3 separate regions of the Mus musculus genome follow, and regions 1 and 3 are each linked to region 2. A link is a loop called in an ENCODE intact Hi-C map of the cell type or tissue named here. Cell type or tissue: heart. All regions are shown on one strand. Links, peaks and the distances in the headings refer to the core of each region. The heading gives the core; the rest is flanking DNA. Region 1 holds the start of Snx25 (sorting nexin 25). Region 2 holds the start of Ankrd37 (ankyrin repeat domain 37). Region 3 holds the start of Cfap97 (cilia and flagella associated protein 97).

Region 1 (6,544 bases), core at 715-5,714, 150 kb after region 2:
CTCCCGTGGATCCTGCTGTGCTGGCCCTCCAACTCCCATTAATTACTTACTCACTTTAACATGGTATAAATCAAATAGAAAAACATTAAGTATTTCAGTCGATGGAGGTTAATTTGTTTATCATATTAGCATAATAGCCCACAGTGTGTCCCCTATAAACATACACTATTATAAAATTTCCAACTTACAATAAGCCTTTTTTTTTAAGTAGCTAGTAAATTGTATCTACCAAAAAGAGAAAACTCCAGAGTGTGAGACAGAGAAGGTAGAAAGGAATTCAATGAGATCTATTTCCCAGAATGTCAGCTGTGCCCCTCTCTTCCACAAGAGGATACAGTCTCAACTGCCTGGAGCAATAAGCCTTTCGATATCAAATGACTCCATTCCCATTCTCATTTCTCCTGCCATTGCCTGCCTTGCGTCGAGTGCTAGGGTCCAGCGCCTGTACCTAGTGAATGCTCAAATCCAAACAGGCTAAGTGGTCTAGCAGAATTCCAAGCTACACTTTAGACTAGGAACATGACACTAGGACAGCCCTCTCAGCAAAGAACTGTGCTAAGAACTGTCCCTATAGGACCCAGACAGCTATTCTCCAGACACTGGGATCAACCTTGATCTGAAAGGCTTCTGTATGTCGTAAAAATACCACTGGACTGTTGAGATAGAATTTCTCTCTGGGATGAAAGCTACTTTTAATCAGTAGTTGTTCCTACTGATAAAAAAAAAAAATCCAAAATCTGAACATATCTAAGCTACCCACTAGGTATGAGATTAATTGTTAAGGAAAAGCACACACTTAAGTGACCATAAAGAAACCTAACTTTCCTAATTACCATCAGCAAACACTTGAGCAGCCTTCAACTCCTGTTAGGTACAGGGGATAATAACAAAACATGTCACTTATAGATCCTAACCACGTGGTGTTAACAACTGAGAACACAAGGACGCCTCCAGAAGCATGACAAGCCTCCTCAAGCCGGTGTCATAATCCACACCTCCAATCCCCGTCCGTCCTCAGAAGCTGCGGCAGGAAGAGGCCCAGGCTGTGCATGAGAACTCTGTACAAGCCTGAGGGCCTGAGTTTACATTCCCACCATCTTTGTTGGGTGCATACACTCTGTAAAAGACGGAGCTTTCAGAGGATAGAGACAGGCAGTTATCCCTAGATAACTCACTGGCCAGCCAGGTTAGCTCCAATGGGAAGCTGCAGCATCATTGAGACCCTGTCTCGATGATGATGATGATGATGATGATGATGATGATGATGACAACGACGACGACAAAGATGATGACAATAATAGTAATAGTAATGTGGAGAAAGAAAACGGCATCACTGTTGACCTCTGGCCTCAATGTGGGCCAGTGTACTCACACACATACATGCACACAAATATGCATGCATGTACCACATATACAAAATAAAAATTATATTTTTTATCGAAAATAGTTTTTATACAATATATTCTGACTACAGTTCCCTTCCCCCAGCTTCTCCCAGTTCTTCCCCACTTCCTGACCCACCCAAATCCACACCATCTCTTTCTTTCATTCTTTCTTCTCTTTAAAATATAAATGGGAATTTGAAATAATAATAAGATATGTTAAGATCAAATAAACCAGAATAACACAAAACAAACAGGAAAAAGAGCCAAAGAAAAAGCAAAATCCATTAAAAAAAATCAGAAACCATAACATATAAACAAAAGATCTGTACAGTTTTTTTTTAAATCTCCAGACAAAGCATTGTATGACAAAACAAAAACAAAAACAACAACAACCAACAAACAAAAAAACAACAAAAAAAGAAAATTCCAAAAATGCCATTGAGTTCATTTTGTATCATCTACGGTGGGTATGAGGCCTGCCCTTAAATGTGGTTTTACACACCCAGTGAGACTCTGTTGGAGAAAACTAATTTTCCTTTGTGAGTGGGAGCTCATATCCACTTCCCATCTTGGCACTGGGACCCCATCTGGCTTAGACCTGTGCAGGCCCTGTGTGTGCCTCCACAGTCTCTGTGAGTCCACAGGTATGTCAGTCCTCTTGTGTCCAGAAGGCCCTGTTCCTTTGGTGACCCCATCCCCTCTGGCTCTCACAGTCTTTCTGCCTCTTTAGTGGAGTAACATTTTCATGAACTTGAGCTACTGTCATTCTCCTGGCCCCAAAGGACTTGAGCAGTTTTCAGTTTTATGATAATATTAATCAACTTGATAGAGATGTCAACTGTTGACCTTTGGCCTGGACTTAGGCAAGTGTACCCACATACATGTATACACACATACATGCAGACACCACATATACATTTTTTTAAAAGTATTCTTTAAAAAGAGAGAGAGAGAGTTCAAGGCTAGTCTGGCCTATATAGCAAGCTTCTGCCTCCAAAAAAACAAAAACAAAAAACAAGTCTTTATCTACCGTTAGCAATGTGTGCAGGTTTGGTTTTTTTTTTTTTTCCTCCACCGAAGGAAACCAAAGAGGGAGAGAAGGTGGGAGAGAAGGGATAGAAAAGGATTTTTATCCAGCCCGTATGTAAAGCCTTGGAAGGGCACTAGAGAAGTACAGAGCATTTTTAAATTCTGAATCTGAATTTCTGTAGTATTCACTGCTCGGCTGTCTCCATTTGGCTGACTGCTAGCCAGCCTCCTGTTCCACATATGGTGGATGACCTGTGTGGTCCAGTTTCTAGTCTACTCCCACGGAACTCCCAGATATCTTACACTACACCACATGTCTCTGCCTCCCAGCCTTCCATTCATAAAGATAACACTCACTTAAAAACCTGAGTTAATGCAAATAACAGCAAACGGTGGGGCTGGAGTAAGCATCGCCTGTAAGAAAACCTGAATATTCTGCGACTAACATGTCCTTCAATTTTTTTTAAAAGATTTATCTATTTATTTTATGTATGTGAGCACACTGTAGCTGTACAGATGGTTGTGAGCCTTCATGTGGTTGTTGGGGGTTGCATTTAGGATTTCTGCTCCCTCCAGACAGCCCCGCTTGCTCAGTCCCTGCTCACTCTGGCCCAAAGATTTATTTATTTACTATTATATGTAAGTACACTGTCGCTATCTTCAGACGCACCAGAAGAGGGCGTCCGATCTCATTACGGGTGGTTGTGAGCCACCATGTGGTTGTGAGATTTGAACTCACGACCTTTGGAAGAGCAGTCAGTGCTCTTACCCGCTGAGCCATCTTGCCAGCCCGACCTTCAATTTTTGATCTGCAACTTAGAAAGTAGCTTCCTGATGATCTTAGGTAAAGCTGTCACCAGGATTTGAGTTGAAATGGGATAGCCAGTAATACCTTTCCCCAGGTTAAAATGTACCCCTTCTATAACCTGAAATCAGGTTTACACTTGCTGGACTTTTTTTCCCCTAAATCATTTGCAAAATCATTTTCCTGGATGACAATTTAAATTTCCCCTTACTCAGAAACAAACCAGGTGTGATGGTGTACGCCCTGAAGGAAACCAAGAGGCAATCCCTGCAGTGAGGTGGTTGGGGACCTGACAGGTAAATGATAATATCACAACTGTGAACCTGGCCCACCATTTGCACTCCTTTCCTTCACCTACATTCATGCACAACTACTCAGCTCTTAGTTTCATTTTTGTTTTATAAACTCCATCCAAAATTATCTTATTTCTTGTCTGGCTCCTCACAGGAATATAATCTGCATTGACTAGGACTTTTACGTGGCTTGCTAATTCAACCCAAACTTCAAAAACATGTAAGAGTTAGTTTATAAAAGATGCTCAATAAATTTATACTGAACTTAGTATATGTTTGTATGTATAATATTTAAACTGTGGTGTGCCTTATATAGGTCTAAAACCTAACTGGTAAACTTTTAGGACCCTTACTTATTAGAACTGAGAAAAGAATAGAAGGAAGAACACATCTACCCACCAACTCTAAAATGCAAACGATAGTCACAAATGTTTAGCCAAATCAAAGTTTCTAAGCGGAACAGGCATTGCTATTCTTTTGAGACTGCCGCTGTGTTTCCTGAGTCTAATGAGTGAGGATGCCATTCTGAAGTGACAGGCTCTGGAAAGTCATTTTGAAAAGTAGGAAGCTCTTCCAGAAAGTAATAAACGGTTCATGCCATAAGCAAATAGAAACTCTGGGGACAGCAGTCACTCTAACAAACGTTTTTATGAAGTTGAGCCACTGCCATTGCTCTGGCTCCCAAGATCTCGGGCAATTTTAGTTTTATGAAGATATCAATCAGCCAAGTCCGGTAAAATGAAGGTCCTTTTAAAGGGTTATTATAAACAGACTGGAGGTAAAGTTTGATTTAAGGCAAACAGGGTTGGTAGGAAGGAGGGCAAAGCACGTTGAAAATCCAGTTCTTTCCTACGTTCCGCAACATAACCACAACCCTGATGTCCTACACCTGCCTGAGGACAGCTTTTCCTCTTAACAAACGACAGTGGTTCCTGGTGAGCATGCCACCCCCTCAACCCCCTCAAATAGACATCCACCTGAGCTGCATGACAACTTAACCAACATGGTGGAAGACAGGACCTTACAGGTATGAAGTACACGGGGCCCATTGAGTGAGCTCCCTCGGACTGGGTGACCTAACCAAGTTTTCTCTTCTGTAAGCCGTCATAAAGTTATCTCCCAACCACTACAGATCGAAGAACCAAACAGGAGCATCAGTGATGAATGCGAAGCCTGCCTCCCGTGGGTGCTGTAAGCGGATTTTTCTCGGCACTCACCAACTGCACTTCAACATCGGAGACCCGCCTGGATGGATCTCTCTGTGCAGAGGATGGTGGATGAGTTAACTACAGCGCCTAAAACGGCGCGCGTGACCAAGCCCGCGCAGCCCAGTCTTCCGCGGGCTTCGGCTGCCGGAGGGCCACCCGGCCGGAGCCCCCCGGGGTCTGCGCGCGCACGAGGCCGCGGGCACGCGAGGCAGTCGAGACCGGTACTCACCCGCAGCGGACAGCGGACGGTCGCCGCCAGCCGGCTCCAGGAAGAGACGAAGTCCGGCGGCTGGGCGCGCGGGCTCCAGCAGACGAGCGAGACCAGTGTCCCCAGCAGCAAGGCGGCCGCGGCGCAGCTCAGGTACAGGCTGAGGCGCAGCAGCACGGCGCCCGGCCCCGTGCCCGCCGCCGGTCCCCAGCCTGGGACCAGGCAGCACAGCGCCAGCACTGCCAGGGCGGCCACGGCCGCGGGCCCCCGCCAGCCCCAGCCCGGGCCGTCCGCCGTCCGCGGCCGGTCCGCGGAGCCCCGGGCAGCGCGGCAGGCGTCTGCGGCGGACGTGGGGCCGCGGCGGGCGCCGCTGCTGTCGGTGGCATCGCGGTGCATGCTGCTTCCTGGGCCGCTGGCGACAGGCTCATCTCCCGGCCCGCAGCCCCCCGGCGCCGCCCCGGGCCGTGGCCTGTGCGCGGCGCCCCGCCGCCTCGCCGCTCCCGCCGCCGCTCGCGAGGCAAGGGCAGCCCGCGCTCATGCCCTCGCCGGCGGCCCTGAGCGGGAACCGCTCCAACAGACACCGCCGCGCCCCCCCTCCCGCCTCGGTGCCGCCGCCCCGCGCCGGGCCCGCAGCTGCCCGCCGACCGGGCGCGCCCAGGTAGCGGGACCGCGAGGGGGACTGAAACCCCAAGGGCTCGAGACGCGCGGGGGCGGGGGCGGGACCTGCGGCTGAGTGACAGTGGGGCGGGGTCGCCCCGCCCACCCGGGGCGGGGGCGGCCGGAAAGGGGCGCGACCAATCGCAGTGGACCCCGCTACTTCCCGAGCCCCGCCCCCGCCCCCCGGGGACCGCGTCTGTTCGTGGAAAATTTTGCTGCAGGTGTCAGAAGCCTGCGTTGAGCTCCGCTCAGGTACCCCCTTATTTTCGTCTCTCCGCTCCTCGCCTTGCCTACAGCCCCATACCAGACGCCAGCCTTGTTCTCTAGCTCTCTGATTAACCTCGTACTGTCCCTGATCCTCTCTTTTACTACTTTCTTCCAACGGACCCCACTCCACTGCCCAAGGGTAGGGGACTAAGACAAACCTGGAGGAGTCAAGCGAAGCCTGTGGTTCCCACTTACTTATGGAAAGACTCCCCAGTGCCAGAGAGTGTACATAGCTGCCACAATCGATTTGGCTCCGATTTTGTGTTTTTGTTGCCAACAACTACTCGGTACAAAAGCTGTTACCCACGCAAAAGAAACTGGTTCAAAGAATTTTGAGAGAACATATTTTCCTTTCCTCTCTTGACTGCAGCCGGTAGTCTACAGACGATGTTTGCTGAGATGAAAGATGTCCAAATGCTGCTCAATACTGTAACAGAGCTGCCAAAGCCCATAAAGGGTGTTGACTGTCTTAGAGGGATGATGGAAATGAAGGATTTCTGAAGACACTGGGAGAGGAGATAGAGTAGAGAAGACAAAAAAAAAAAAAAAAATGAAATAAGAAAATAAGAGAAGCTTGACAGATAAGGAGCTAGCACCCCCATGACACTGAGATGAAGAAGTCCAGGTTCTTTAACTTGTACTATTTTGTTTTGTGACAGGGTCTCTCTGTGTAAACCTGGCTATCCTGAAAC
Region 2 (6,544 bases), core at 719-5,718:
TAGACCCACACTATACAGGTGCTGAAGACCTGCAGGTTATGTTGGAAAAGGTAACTCACTCTCCCTGTCACCTAAACTCAAGGCACAAGGCAGAGCAGAGCCAGAGACAGCTGTTAGCAAAGAAGCCAGGCCAGGGCAGTGACCTGACAGCAGTTGTTCTAAGTCTGTTGAGTAATCCTGGCCCTATGGAGGAAAGCTAGGAAATACAGCAGAAACCACGGGACTAAATGTTTATAAAAGCTTTGCAATTGACTAAGCTTCATAATAGAACATGACACATTTCCTTTACAGAATTTATAGCACATGCAGTTGTGTTGTCTCATCGATGTCTTAAAAACAAGAGAGCAGAATATACTTTCTTCCTTTTAAGATCAGACTTGGGGAGATGAGTGGGCAGCCAGCAGCTCTTGCCCTTCCTGCAGAGGAACAGAGTTCAGTTTCCAGCTCAGTTCTCAGTGTACACGTCATGGGGCTCACGGCCACCTGTAAATCCAGTTCCAGGATCTGCATCTCATGTACAAATGCACATATGCCCTTAATAATTCTAGGATCGGTTAATCAATAATCAAAACACCAGTCATTATGAAGATGTGGCTGCTTCTCACTTACATACATGTAACATAATTCTAAAGGTTGGAAGTTGAGGCAAATTTGGAAGTATTTGTTAACATTGTATCAACTACATGAGGTACAAATATAAATTGATTTATAGCCAGCTAATTCTCATATGACAGGCTGGTGAGATGGCTCAGCAGATAAAAACACTTTCTGCCAAACCTGATGACCTGACTTTGACCCCTAGAGCCTACATGGTAGACAAGAACCAACTCTTGCAAGTGGTCCTCAGGCCTTCACAATCACAAAATAAATGTAATTTCTTTAGATAATAGCAACATTTTCCCATTCCGGAGCAATTTACTGATTGTCTAGCACAGGATACAAGTGATTTTTCTTCACTTAGAAAATCCTTTAATTACATCAGTATCTGAGTCTTATGCCAAAGTCCTGCTGACAGAGCTTGATATTATACAGTTTCTATTGTGGAGTCTTGTGTTGTAAAGGATTTGTTCTCCTTTCTCCCAAATCTAGGGCTGGTGTGGATGGAAGAGTCCAGACTTTTGGAACAAGGATGCATACTATAACTTATGCCTTCCTCAACGACCTAATGCTCTTTAAATTATCTTGGAGGCAAGACTATGAATATAAAAGAGCTGTTCTAATGTTAATAAAAGCATACATAATTTTAAATCTTAGCTGTGATTTAAAAAGTAGTAAAGAATGCACAGAAATTTTAATTCCTTGAATATTCTTTTAATAAGTTAAGTAAAAAACATGCACATCCAAAATATTGTAGTCATGTAAATACATGTATTCATGAATGTTCTCTTCACTTAGAAGAAAGTTTTCCTCCTCAGGAGTTTCATCATGTGATGAGCCAAAGCAATGGCTTGTAGATCTGTCTGAAGTGAAGCTCTTCTTCAAGCCTCTTCTTTCCTCTTGCCCAACAAGACATCTGTTTTGGAGAGAAAAAAAAAACAAACAAACAAACATGTTGAGACTAAAAATATTTCTAAGGGGACCTGAGAAATGGCCCAGTGGTAGGAGCGCTTGCTCCATAATCATGAGGACCGGAGCTTGTATCCCAGCTCCCAAGCAACAAGACAGACAGACAGACTACAAATGCCTGGCCTGGCCTCCCAGCTCCAAGGGGTCCCAGGTCCTCTCCTGGCCTCCACACACACAGGCACATGAATGTGTGTACACACAAACACACAACCTTAAAAAACTTTTAAAAGAAGGTCTCGTCCCCAAATTCCCACCATACAGGACAAACTTTTGGTCTCTAGAAGCTGGTCAGCAGTAACTATAACCAATGATAAAATTTTAAAAAACAAAAATATACTGGACCTTAGATCAGAGTGCCAACATTAAGTGCAACAATCAAGTCTGCCAGGAGAGCCAATCCTAAGGAGAAAGCAGGCCACACCATGAGGCACTCACCAACACTTTCTCTTCATCACTCCACTCTCCACAGTCCTGAAACTCCGCTTCTGTCTCAGCACAGGAGCACGGGGGTCACGCTCCTGTTGCTCACCTGATGATCTTGCCGTCTGCATACATTTAATCATTGTTAGAAACCTGGCACATTCTGGAAAGCCATATGACCAAGCAAGATCTTCAGCTGTCTGCCCATTCTTATTGCATACGCTGAAATTAGACAAAAATTGAGTTAAGTGAAAATTATTGTTTATTATTTTTCTAGTAGAGGAAATTGGAATACATATCAACACAGGGAACAGGATAAAAGAGGTCTCACACTCTCGAGAACATACATACACATCACACCGGAATTGGGCCAAAGAAAGATCAAGGAAATTAAATTCTGTTCACTGTATGCTCAGTGACTAGCACACCGCATATCATGGACAGTCTATCGTATTTTTATTCCATTATCATATTTCACTATTGAAAGAATCTAACTACAAGAATATTTGGTGTTCAAATTCACTGTATTTAACTATATGGTTCAGTAGATAGCCAGTGAGAACTTCTATAGGAAAAGTCTTCCTGAGCCAAAACTGTAGTAGAATGCCATGAAGACTTGCACCTCTGGATGCCGAACATCTGTTTCCACTTACTCTATTTGATAATATTCAATTCCTGGAAGGATAACATTATATTACCAGTTAGGCGAGTATTATTTTTAAGATCATATATAATTAGGAGTATGGTTAATTTAATCCAAGAAACCACAAAGCCTCAGACCACTGATTTCAGACTCACCCAATCTGGACATCACTGGCCACAAGGAGGCTCAGGCAGTCCAGGCTTCCAACCTTTGCTGCCTTGTGGAGTGGAGTTTCTCCCAAGACATCCTGTAAGACAAGACTGCACATTAGGGTCTCCCTAACATTCTGTAGAAGCCAGTGGGCAAAGTAATACCAGCTATTTGAGGGAGCCAGTGAAAACTACCTTGTAACAACTGGATTATTCCACTAATTGTATTTTTCATGAAGTTCTCTTGCTGTGCTAATACAAAGTTTCCATTAATAAAAACATGCCATCATATTTGCACACATTAAAAAATTAAGGGAATGCCAGCACACTATAGAGTTCTATAGAAGCCAAAGGTTTACAATTAAAAACTTCGTCACACTCTAATGAAGATGAAGACTACTGGAAGAATTGATGGTGGGCATGTTTCCCACATACTATTTCCTGGTTGACTGGAACTTGGACAATAGCAAGTACTTTTAAAAGTACAGTAAATACATGCTATATATATATATTTGAAATGTGGTTCGACTTCACTGAGCTATGCCATAAAAGTAAAATACACACTGAATTGGGAACCGTGGTACAAGAGCAAAATAAAATACACATAAATCATTGCTGATATAATTACATACTGAAAGAGTATTTGGGATTAGATTATTAAAAGAAATCCCATGGCTTGTTTTTGTTTTATTAATGTGGATACTAAAAAGTTCCAAGTTACCATCTTGCAGTATGTATTTTTCTCCTGGAAATTCCTATATGCCTGTTTATACCAACTGAAACGGACATCTAGGAAATGTCCGTGCAGACACTGGGTGGAGGAGAGGGTTGTACATAGCAACAATCGGTTACCTAGTTACCTGTTGGTTGAGGTCAGCACCTGTTTGCAGCTGCCAGAGAAGAAAGCACGCAAGGCCGCCACCTGCAGCTAGGTGAGCAGGCGACTGCTCCTGGGGATCCGGAGGTGCGTTCACTGATGCTCCTGTCTCCAGCAAACTCTTAAGGTCATCCTCCTGCAGGAAAAGAACAGCTTGTCACTGTCCTGTCCCGCTCGAGCCCTCTGAGCTGAAAATCCACCCCTCCACGGAAAAAAAAAGAAAACAAGATCTGACAAGGTTTGACTTGGTAACCCAGCAGTTTGTCACTGTCACGTTTGTTAGAGCTCCTAAGACACACAGACCTCTGGGAGATCTAGCCTGCAGGACTTAAAGGGGCGAGAGTCTCACCTCCAAGTTGCAACTAAGCAACAGCATCGCCCACCTAAAGCAGATGACAAGTGTCCCCGGGAGTTCAGAGAGGCAACACTGGCCGGTAAGAATGCAAGGGACTGCCCCAGTTCGGGAGAATTTAAAGCTCTCGGGAACCTGCAGGGCCGCGGCTCCTCCCCGCCGCTCCCCAGCCTGGGAGCGTTCCCACGGCCTGGTTCTGCCCAGCGCGATGTCCCCAGCCCCGCTGCGGCCTCACGTACCCAAACACTGACATGTGCAGCCTGGAACCCCAAGCAAAAGAGGAGGGGGCGGAGCCTGCTGCGCGGCCTGCCAGCTGATTGGCCAGGCCGACCTCCCCCTGGGTCCGCCCTGTTGGGAGCGAAGCCCAGGCGGCCGCAGCACGCGTGCGCAGTGAAGGTGGTGGGCGAAGAGGGTGGAAGGCCTGGCCTTTGCGCTTTGGCGGCGGCCATGATGCGAGCCGAGCTAGGCACGTACTGCTGGGTGGAGTCAAGCCCTTTTAGCCCTCTGGAGAAGCCGCAATCGCCGGTGCATGGCTTTGTGACTGAGAGCACGCACGTAGCCCGGAAAAGAGGGAAGCAGAAGTAGCCCACACCCATCCACCCCCGCAGGCCCCGCGTCCTCCACCTCCAGCTTGGTCCGAAGGTGCTTCCTCCTGCCCCACGTCCTCCGCCGCCGCGCGCGCCGCAGGATGCTTTGGAAGGGGATGCAGCGGTGGGGCGTTAGAGGGCATGTCGATGAGACTGTGACGGAGGGTTTACCATAGGAGATGCTCTCCCAAACCCAGTGAATTACCTATCAGTCAGTGTTGCCTTTGTGAGCAAGGTGGCAATTCCTGTGAAATAAGCCACCCATTGTCACACGTCCCCTGAGGGTCCGAAACCCGTCCTGGTTCCGGCAATAGCTAGTAAATACAAGGAGTTTGCCAAGGGGATGGCCCTCACTCCGGTTATTAGGAATAATAAGAATACGGAAAGGAAAGAACAAAAGATTACCGTGAAGAAAGCAGCCAAGTGATTTAATGTTAGTGATGTGATCTGCTGACAGCATGAACCCCTGCGCTAGGACATGAGAAGGGCTTCATCAAAACCCAGAACCCAAATTAGAGCATCAGATAAGCCTGAGGAACAAAAGGACTCTTCCCAGGATACTACTACTCAAAGCCTTGAAGTCAGTAAAGTCTGAGAAGCAGACCAAAAGAAACAATAATTTAGGGTGAGATTTTAAAACAAACATGGCATTACTGGTAAAATTCATGACAATGTAATAACTGCAAAGTTTGAATTCCTTTTCATGAACCCTGTTGACTTCTGACTGTAGTTAAAGTTAATGGTAGCAGGTGAAACATAGAGGTAAGAAACTATTAACAGCTGGTTAGACATCAAATAACATGTAGAGTTTACTTGACACAGAAGACCGTGTCGCTTAAAATAGTCTATGTTGTGCTTCTTCCTGTAAATCTTAGCTCCTAAGGAAGTTTTATTTAAATATTTGGCTTCCCGTTTTAATGAGGATTCTTTTTCAATAGTTGTAACAGAAGATATCTGAACCAGTATGGTTTTAAAGAACAGCAAGTTTATCATAGTCACAGTTTTCCCAACAAGTCACAAAATTCTCACCCATTAATTTTCACTAACCAATATAATTCTTTAATAAGGCACACTGCTCATTGTGGTGGTCCACAATCTTAGGCTGTTCCCTAGAACAGGGCTTCTTAAAACTTTTTTCACTCATGGCTCCTCAGTGCCTGAAAAAAAAAAAATTGTATTTAACTCTAGTTATATAGGTGTGTACAACAGGTGCAAATCAAACCTGATAATCTGATTTTAATACAGTTCTCTCAGATGTGTATAATTTGACCATTTCTAAGATTGTAATGTAATTTGCATACTAACCTGAGTTCAGTCTTCAGCTCCCACATGAATAACAAAACAAGGACAGCTACCTGCACCTGTCATTCCAAAGCTGGAGGGGGTGAACATAGGAGAATCCCCGAGACTTGCAGTCTGATCCTGACACACACACACACACACACACACACACACACACACACACACACAGCTATTTGAAAACCTAGCCATCTAGAAAAATAACAATGGTGACTTCTACCTTAAGACCTATCTATGACTTCCCCATCCATGGGCTCTCGACCAGGATTACAGTACCAAATATGATATTCTCTCCTGAGGAGCCAGCTTAAAGTCCAATCAGAAAGCAGTTACCCCATGACAGTTGTGCCCCTGTTGCAGTAGTGGGCACTTGTTGCTTGGCCAGGTTTGTATTGTCATATGTGGAGTCCAGCACTAGGTAAAAGCTCTCATGTCTTTCCCCACTCAACAGACTGCACTGCACCTTCTGGCTCTGTGAAAACTAGATAGCAGGAGGCAATTTCCCAGTCGCTTTGAGATTGGTGTCTCTCTGCCCTAAAGCCATGGGGTATGGTGTCTTCAGCAAGAGGGTTTTACCATGTACTTTGGCAATGGCAATAGCTTACGTTGTTTCGGAGACTTCTTTAATTGCGGTTTTCCTGTAATAACCCA
Region 3 (6,544 bases), core at 685-5,684, 170 kb after region 2:
TTACTATTTTCAAGAAAATACCATAATTTCCTATCCTGCTGTCTTATGTATCAACTGTGCAAAAGGCTTCCAATTTCTTTGAGTCTTATCCATCTTGTTGTCTATTTCTAGTTTTTGCAACAGCTACTTCTAAAATGGTAACTCTCCAAGTGGGGCTAAAATGAACCTCATTGTCTGACTTTGTATGCTTGGTGTGCAGGTACAGAGCAAAGTACCACAGTGAAGCTGTGGTTCTAGGGTAACTTTGTGAGCACAGGTGTGTCATAGAAAAGTTGTGAGGTTGTAGCCAGTTTTTTACTTCCACTGTGGAATCTAGAAGTTCTATTCAGGTTGTCAGGTTGCCTTTGGAATTACTTTGTACCAGTTGTGCTGTCTCCGTGGCCTTGAATGTTTTCTTGTGTTCTGGGATCTAATTCTAGTCATCTGGCAAGCACATTTACCTACCAGACACGATCATCTCAAAGGCCTTCACAGATTTTGATATGCAGTTCCTTAATGGGTAGTGTCTTAAGCGACTTTTTTATTGCTGTGTCAAAGCAACGTGACCAAGGCAACTTATAAAATAGAGCAATTAGTTGGGTTCCCAGTTTCAGAGGGTCAGAGTCCATGATAGCAGTGCAAAGGCATGGCATGGCAGCAGGGACAGATGACAACTCCCTTCTTAATCCAAAAGCAGGAGGCAGAGCAGTAGAAGGCTTTTGAGATCTTTGCCAAAGCTCACCCCTAGTGCCACACTTCCAACAAGGCACACCTTACTCCTTCCCAAACAGTTCCACCAACTGAGGACCAAGTATTCAAATACATGCATATAGAGGTTATTTTCGTTCAAATCATTTTTAGTGAAGTCCCTGTGTTTTCTTGTGTTGTTGGCTATTTGTATCTTCTTTGGAGAAATGTCTACTCAAACACTTTATATCTACCCTGACAGAATATTTTTTCATTAGTTAAAAATTAAGTGAAATACTGTCTTTGAGCCAACAAAATGAAGAAAAAAAGTTTCTCTTTGTTAATAATCAGGACCCCAAAAATATAAAATATATTGTTCAAAATAAGAGTCCTTTCTTGAGTCTGATGGCTGTGGTTGTGATCACACACACACACACACACACACACACACGATTAGACACCTAGACACTTAGTGAAGCTCACCTCTGGGTGTGTCTGGAGGGCATTTCCAGAGACATCATGTGGGCTCTGATCTCATCAATGAAGTGACCCTTGATGGATTCATAATATGCTGGCATTATTAGCAGGTGGTGATAGGGAGGAGGTGGCGCCTAGGTGGAAGAAGGTCACTAGAGGTATCTCTAGCATTATACCTTGCCCTGGCCTCTTCCTGTAGGCCAGATTCTCCAGTCTTATAATTCCACAAACTGCTGCTCTGTAGTGCCATGAAGGACTGAACCCTCTCAAAATGTGAGTCAACACATCTTTCCTCACTGTGTTAGCTATTCTGTCATGGCTCTGACAAACAATACACTCGTAGTCCCTAGGATATAATGTTAAGTTTGTGCTTGCTTCCTTAGTACCTTTATTTAAGTGCTGAGAACTTATTATGGCTGTAACAAATTACTACAAAGTTAGATGTATAAAACAACTCATTGATTTGGATTAGGGAGCTGTGGAGGTCAGAAATCTAAAATCCAGGCATATTTGAGTTCTTTCGGGGTAGAAGCCACTTCTCCCCTCTTTTCAGTCTTCCAGAGATGCATGCATTCTTTGGCTCATTGACTCTTCCACACATCACTCAACTATTTTGTGTCCCAGCTCCTACAACTAACTGGCTTGGAAGCTTTTGCCTCTCCCTTTTATAGGGATTTATAGTGGCTGATTACACAATGAGCTCCTGGATAATGTAAATTTAATTGCATCAGCTAAATTCTTGTGCCAGATAAAGTAACATATTCGTGTACTCTGGTGATTAGAGGATAGAGATCAGGAGTGTACTGCCATTCCTGACCCTTAGATGTGTCAACAAGAAATTAAGGCACTCAACCGTCTATAGAGATCATTTTTTATATTGCTTAAAGTGGACCTTCACCATCAGAAGGGCCATCCTTTATGGGTTACCTGCCCCGGTGCATATTAACTATGCTTGAATTTGAAATTTTTTCCTCCTTTGACACGGGCCTCACGATATAGCCCTGGCTGGCCTGGAAGTCACTATGTAGAACACAGGGATTCCTCTCCCTCTACTCCCAAGTGCTGAGACCAATGGCATCCGCCACCAGGACTGGTTCGTGTAAACAGCGTTTTGCTGAAATAAAATCGAACAAAACACACAGTCGTCCTCCATTTTTATTATTGTCATCTTGTTACAGAATTACAAGATTACAGCGTCTTTTTAGGAAACCATCCCGGACGTCTAGACCTACCGCAGCGTCGTGGGTAGGCGAGCAGGTGATGCCCTGGACAACAGGGAGGCCTTGGTGGCCTCCTTTCCATGAGCCTCCGAGACCTCGCGAGGTCCTGCCGAGAAGCTGTCGCCCCTGCAGCGCCGGCCTGATCACTTTGACCGGGTCTCCCGGAACTACGGACGACAGGAGCGCAGCCCTCACCCTCGCCGGCAGAGACTCGGCTCCGCGCTCGCCCCGCCTTTCCCCTTCCGCTGAGTCCAACCCCCGGAGCTTCCGCCCGCGCTCAGGCGTGCGCCGGTCTCCGTTAGCTTCTACCGCGGGGGAGGGAGAACGGTGGAGGTGTGGCTGCGCGTGCGCAGAGCGAGCGAGAACCCGAACGCTCCGCGGGGCGCAAGAGTCCGTGGCGGCCACAGTTCGCAGGTGAGCGGCGCTCGGGCTTCCGCATCCGGTCGGTCTCCAGCGGGCGAGACGGCCCTCCCCTGCGTTCGGGGTCCGTTTCCCCGGTTCAGTGCCCGACGGAGGCGAGCACCCGGGGTGGGTACCGCCGAGCCTCCACGGTGGGGGGGACACAGGCTGTCCTCAGCCCTAGGCGCCGCCACCTCGGCCTCGCTAGCCCGCAGGGCGAGCGACGTGGTAACCGCTATTAAAAAAAAAAAAAAAAAAAAAAAAACGATAGCCCGGCCCGCAGGACGCGAGAGGAGGCGTGGAGTCGGGGTCCGAGCCCACGGCTGCCCCTCTCCGGGCGCTTGAACCCGAACCCACAGCTCTGAGGCACTGAGTGTGAAGAGGCAACCGACTGGGGTCCTGGAAGAAGCCCCAGACTCCTGAAAACCAGGTGTTCAGTTTGAGCCAAGATTTTTGTATGCTTAATTTGGTGCCCTATTGTGTCCATATCGACAGATAAGGACTTATCTCAAATGTACAAAATGCCGTTTTTAATGACAGGTTATTCGAGTATTCTTTCTGGTGTATTGGGAAAGCGCTGTTATTTCTACTGCTAGTTCTGCATAAGCTAAAACATCACTCTCCAAGTAACTTCCAGGTAGCTTTGACAGCAACCTGGCTCGATCCACCAGAGGGTTGTTAGAGTCTCATGAACCATCCTTTGATTTTTATCCTTCTCCCGTGTGTTGTAAGATAATCTTAACGATCCTATAAAGCTACAATTTTTCTTGCCTATTCCCGAATGTAAGTTGAATTAGAAGCAACCTTGATGTAAATTTTGGCAAAAGAATCGTTAATGAGGGAGATCGTCCGCTAAGTTTTCCTGGAACTTAAGTTTGTGTGTGTACAGCCACTCTTGCCCAATAGAAATTCTGACTATAAACACCAGAAATTTGACATACACTAGGCAGTGGGCCACCTCTCCAGCGGAGAGAGGGACATTATCAAAATACGCTGGAAACATGATGGTTTTATTCTGTTTACATAGGAGGCAGAGTAAGAACCTGGGCTGAGCCTTAAATCTCCAGACCTCTTTGTGGGATAAACCCAACTGTTGTAGGTCTTTTTCTAGACACTGGATGTATAAAGGTGAACAAGAAAGACCTCTGGAGCGCCCAGTCTGGTAAGAGTGGCTATACCTCCACCTCCTCCTCGCCCCATCCTCTCCTCTCTCCATCTTTCTCCAGAGCTCAGGTGATCCTCTTAATTTGGCTTCACTAGTAGTTGATTTATAAGCACACGCTATAAGGGGTCCAACGCTAGCCAGTCTCGTGAGGAGACTCCCGTAGGCAAAGTTTTAGACAAATCTCTTCCCGTTCTGCTCTTGGACCCCTAGAAACTAATTAGACGAGACAGCATCAGTGTGGAAGACCACAGTACAATTTCCTGTGTCCTTCATCCGGTGCCATTCACCGTCTCTTTTGAGAAATGGCCTTGTTTGGCCTAGAACTCACCAAGTAGAAGACTGGCTGGCCAGCAAGTCCTTAAGGATCCACCACCTCAGCACCATGTTTACAAACACACGCCAGCGCCCTCTCCTCCCCCCAACTGGAGCACTGGAACTATTTAAGCTTTTCTATCTCACCCAACCTACTTCTGAATAAACCTAAGCATACACTTCAGTAAGATGTCACATGTCTGTTAGTCAAGATGTACTACTGTTTCTGAGCAAACCATTAATAACTTCTGTTACGATGATGACTGCTTTTTTCTTTAATAAACTTATTGGGGGACACACTCATTAGTACTTGTGGAGGTTGGGAGGACCAGGGCTTAGTTCTCCTGTTCCATCCTGTAAGTCCCAGGAACCAAACTCAGGCTGGCAGGCTTGGTAGCAAGCACCATTACTGACCCAGTGATCTCAGTGGTCCTAAACTGACTTTTCGGTTATGGCTACGATTCTGCAAACTATCTCATCATTTAGTGATTTTTTTTTTTGTCTAGTATGAAATTCTTCAATTTCAAGAGATTTACGTTAGAGCTCGTACAATGTATTTTTAGGTTGATTTAGTGCTGGGTCTATCCATTTGGGAAGTACTTATCCTAGATGAGATAATATTGCCCTTAACACTTGAAACTCCAGGACTACTCAATTTAAATTTCCATCCATTTCTCTTATATTACCATTTAGTAACAATTTGGAATTTCCATAGATCAGTGACATTTCAAACTCATTGATGAGACCCCCCCCAGTAAGAAACAAGTTTTATATCAAGTACTACTATATGGAATATATATAAAGATAGAAATAAATTTCATGAAACATTACTTCAAATGTGGCATGCACTTTTCAATTTTTATACTGCTGTGCTTTAAAGATTAGCATGGCCTACTGAATTTATCTTACATTGAGCTATGACATGTGGTTTATTATAATACTTGAGGTTGTGCTTTCAAACTGTTCTTTTGAAATTTAAGGAAACATAAAAACCATTATAATTGCAAAGTTATTAGCCAGAAATGATAGAGGAGGGAAACAGCCAACTGTAATTTCAGGCCTTTATTGTTTTCAATAAGCAATAAGTTATCTTACAAAAACAAAACAAAACAAAACAAAAACCATTTAAGGAGGGGGAGCTAATTGGGTTATAAAGGTCCCTGCCATTTGTTCAGTGAGTATTTTGACTTTTTTTTTAACGTGAGTGGCTAGAATGCTATCTAATATTCTGGGGATCCTGCCCTAACTGGCCTTTCCTCAGTTTTGTCCCCTCCTTTTCTTCCTGCATTTAGACTCATAGATGTTTAATGTATGCTCTTCCTACCTATCGTCTATGGCTTTGTCTTTATGTGTGTGCCTACTGAAGACTACCACATAGTTTCCTGTTATTTATTGTTGCTCATTTAGTCCTGATTTTTAATTCAACACTATTTCTTTATAGATCTCAATGTATCCTTTTTATCAGATCTTGATACTATTTTACTTATCCATTTCTTCTTAGACATTAGGAGAGGATGTTTGTAACTCGTTGCTGTTACAGAGCTTAATATACGCATTCTTGTACATGTCCCTGGATCACAGACCAGAATGTGTGAAGCCAAGCTTTATGCCTGGGTACGCCTGGTTCAGTTCATCCTTCTTCATACATGAAGCATATTTTCACTTATATTGTACATTGTAGTTGTCATAGCAATGGGAAATGTTAAAATGCAGTGGCATCTCTTCTAGCAAGTCAACTTTTGTCTCCCCTCAACTTATTTAAATCTGTATGTTATTCTTAATCCAATACAGATAACTATATATGTATCTTTTTCATCCATATATATTAACTATAGCAGATCTACAAACTTCAAGTAAATTACATAATAAAGATTTTGGTCTTTGGTTAAGTCTGTTTTACCCTCTTTCTGGAGAAGGACAGTAGGAGTGCTTCAGAGTCCCAATGAAAGATATATTCAAAAAGATAGCATATATGTGTGTGTGTATGTATGTGTATATATATATAATCTATATTTGCTGTTAATTGTTTTGATAAGAAATAAAGAGGATTCTTTATCTTTTAAAATTAATTATTAATAATTAAATATTAGTTTTATAAATTACTTGAAAGAGTAGACTTTGATATCTATCTAGATATTATGATAGCTAAAATTACACTAAAATTACACTAAATTATTATAATTATATTATTATTATTATTATTATTATTATTATTTGAGGAGATTCCATCACCTTGTTTGCTAGAGATCAAGATCTCCACCTCTAAATTATAGTCCCAGTCCCCCTCTGACACTTCAGATTTTTA

The links. A loop is a pair of places that touch in the nucleus more often than their neighbours do. Peaks named below come from ENCODE experiments on the same cell type or tissue, not always from the same donor. Only the 100,000 strongest peaks of a DNase experiment are listed, where the experiment ranks them.
Region 1: a loop joins it to region 2, with 8 times the contacts of the local background. A loop is called at or near these places in 16 of 42 quality-filtered maps.
Region 3: it touches region 2 in a loop (3.0-fold over the local background); 18 of 42 quality-filtered maps call a loop at or near these places.

What each region holds. Positions count from the first base shown.
Region 1 is chr8:46,146,833-46,153,376 of GRCm38, forward strand. Snx25 (sorting nexin 25) reads right to left here and starts at 5,609. Exons shown (of 19, transcript NM_001372342.1): 1 at 4,950-5,609. The coding sequence starts at 5,324. In heart, for the core only: a CTCF peak has its summit at 3,084 (motif pointing right); DNase peaks (open chromatin) are centred at 4,979 and 5,009; H3K4me3 peaks cover 1,839 bases; H3K27ac peaks cover 1,317 bases.
Region 2 is chr8:45,995,613-46,002,156 of GRCm38, forward strand. Ufsp2 (UFM1-specific peptidase 2) reads left to right here. Exons shown (of 12, transcript NM_138668.2): 11 at 1-50; 12 at 1,090-1,346. The coding sequence ends at 1,176. It overlaps Ankrd37 (ankyrin repeat domain 37), which reads right to left and starts at 4,238. Exons shown (of 5, transcript NM_001039562.1): 1 at 4,005-4,238; 2 at 3,639-3,791; 3 at 2,785-2,876; 4 at 2,002-2,208; 5 at 1,296-1,513. The coding sequence starts at 4,031. The coding sequence ends at 1,513. In heart, for the core only: CTCF peaks have their summits at 2,802 (motif pointing right) and 4,473; DNase peaks (open chromatin) are centred at 3,749 and 4,389; H3K4me3 peaks cover 2,025 bases; H3K27ac peaks cover 2,096 bases.
Region 3 is chr8:46,160,973-46,167,516 of GRCm38, forward strand. Cfap97 (cilia and flagella associated protein 97) reads left to right here and starts at 2,679. Exons shown (of 5, transcript NM_025747.4): 1 at 2,679-2,777. In heart, for the core only: no CTCF peak of the experiment used is centred there; a DNase peak (open chromatin) is centred at 2,659; H3K4me3 peaks cover 2,412 bases; H3K27ac peaks cover 1,720 bases.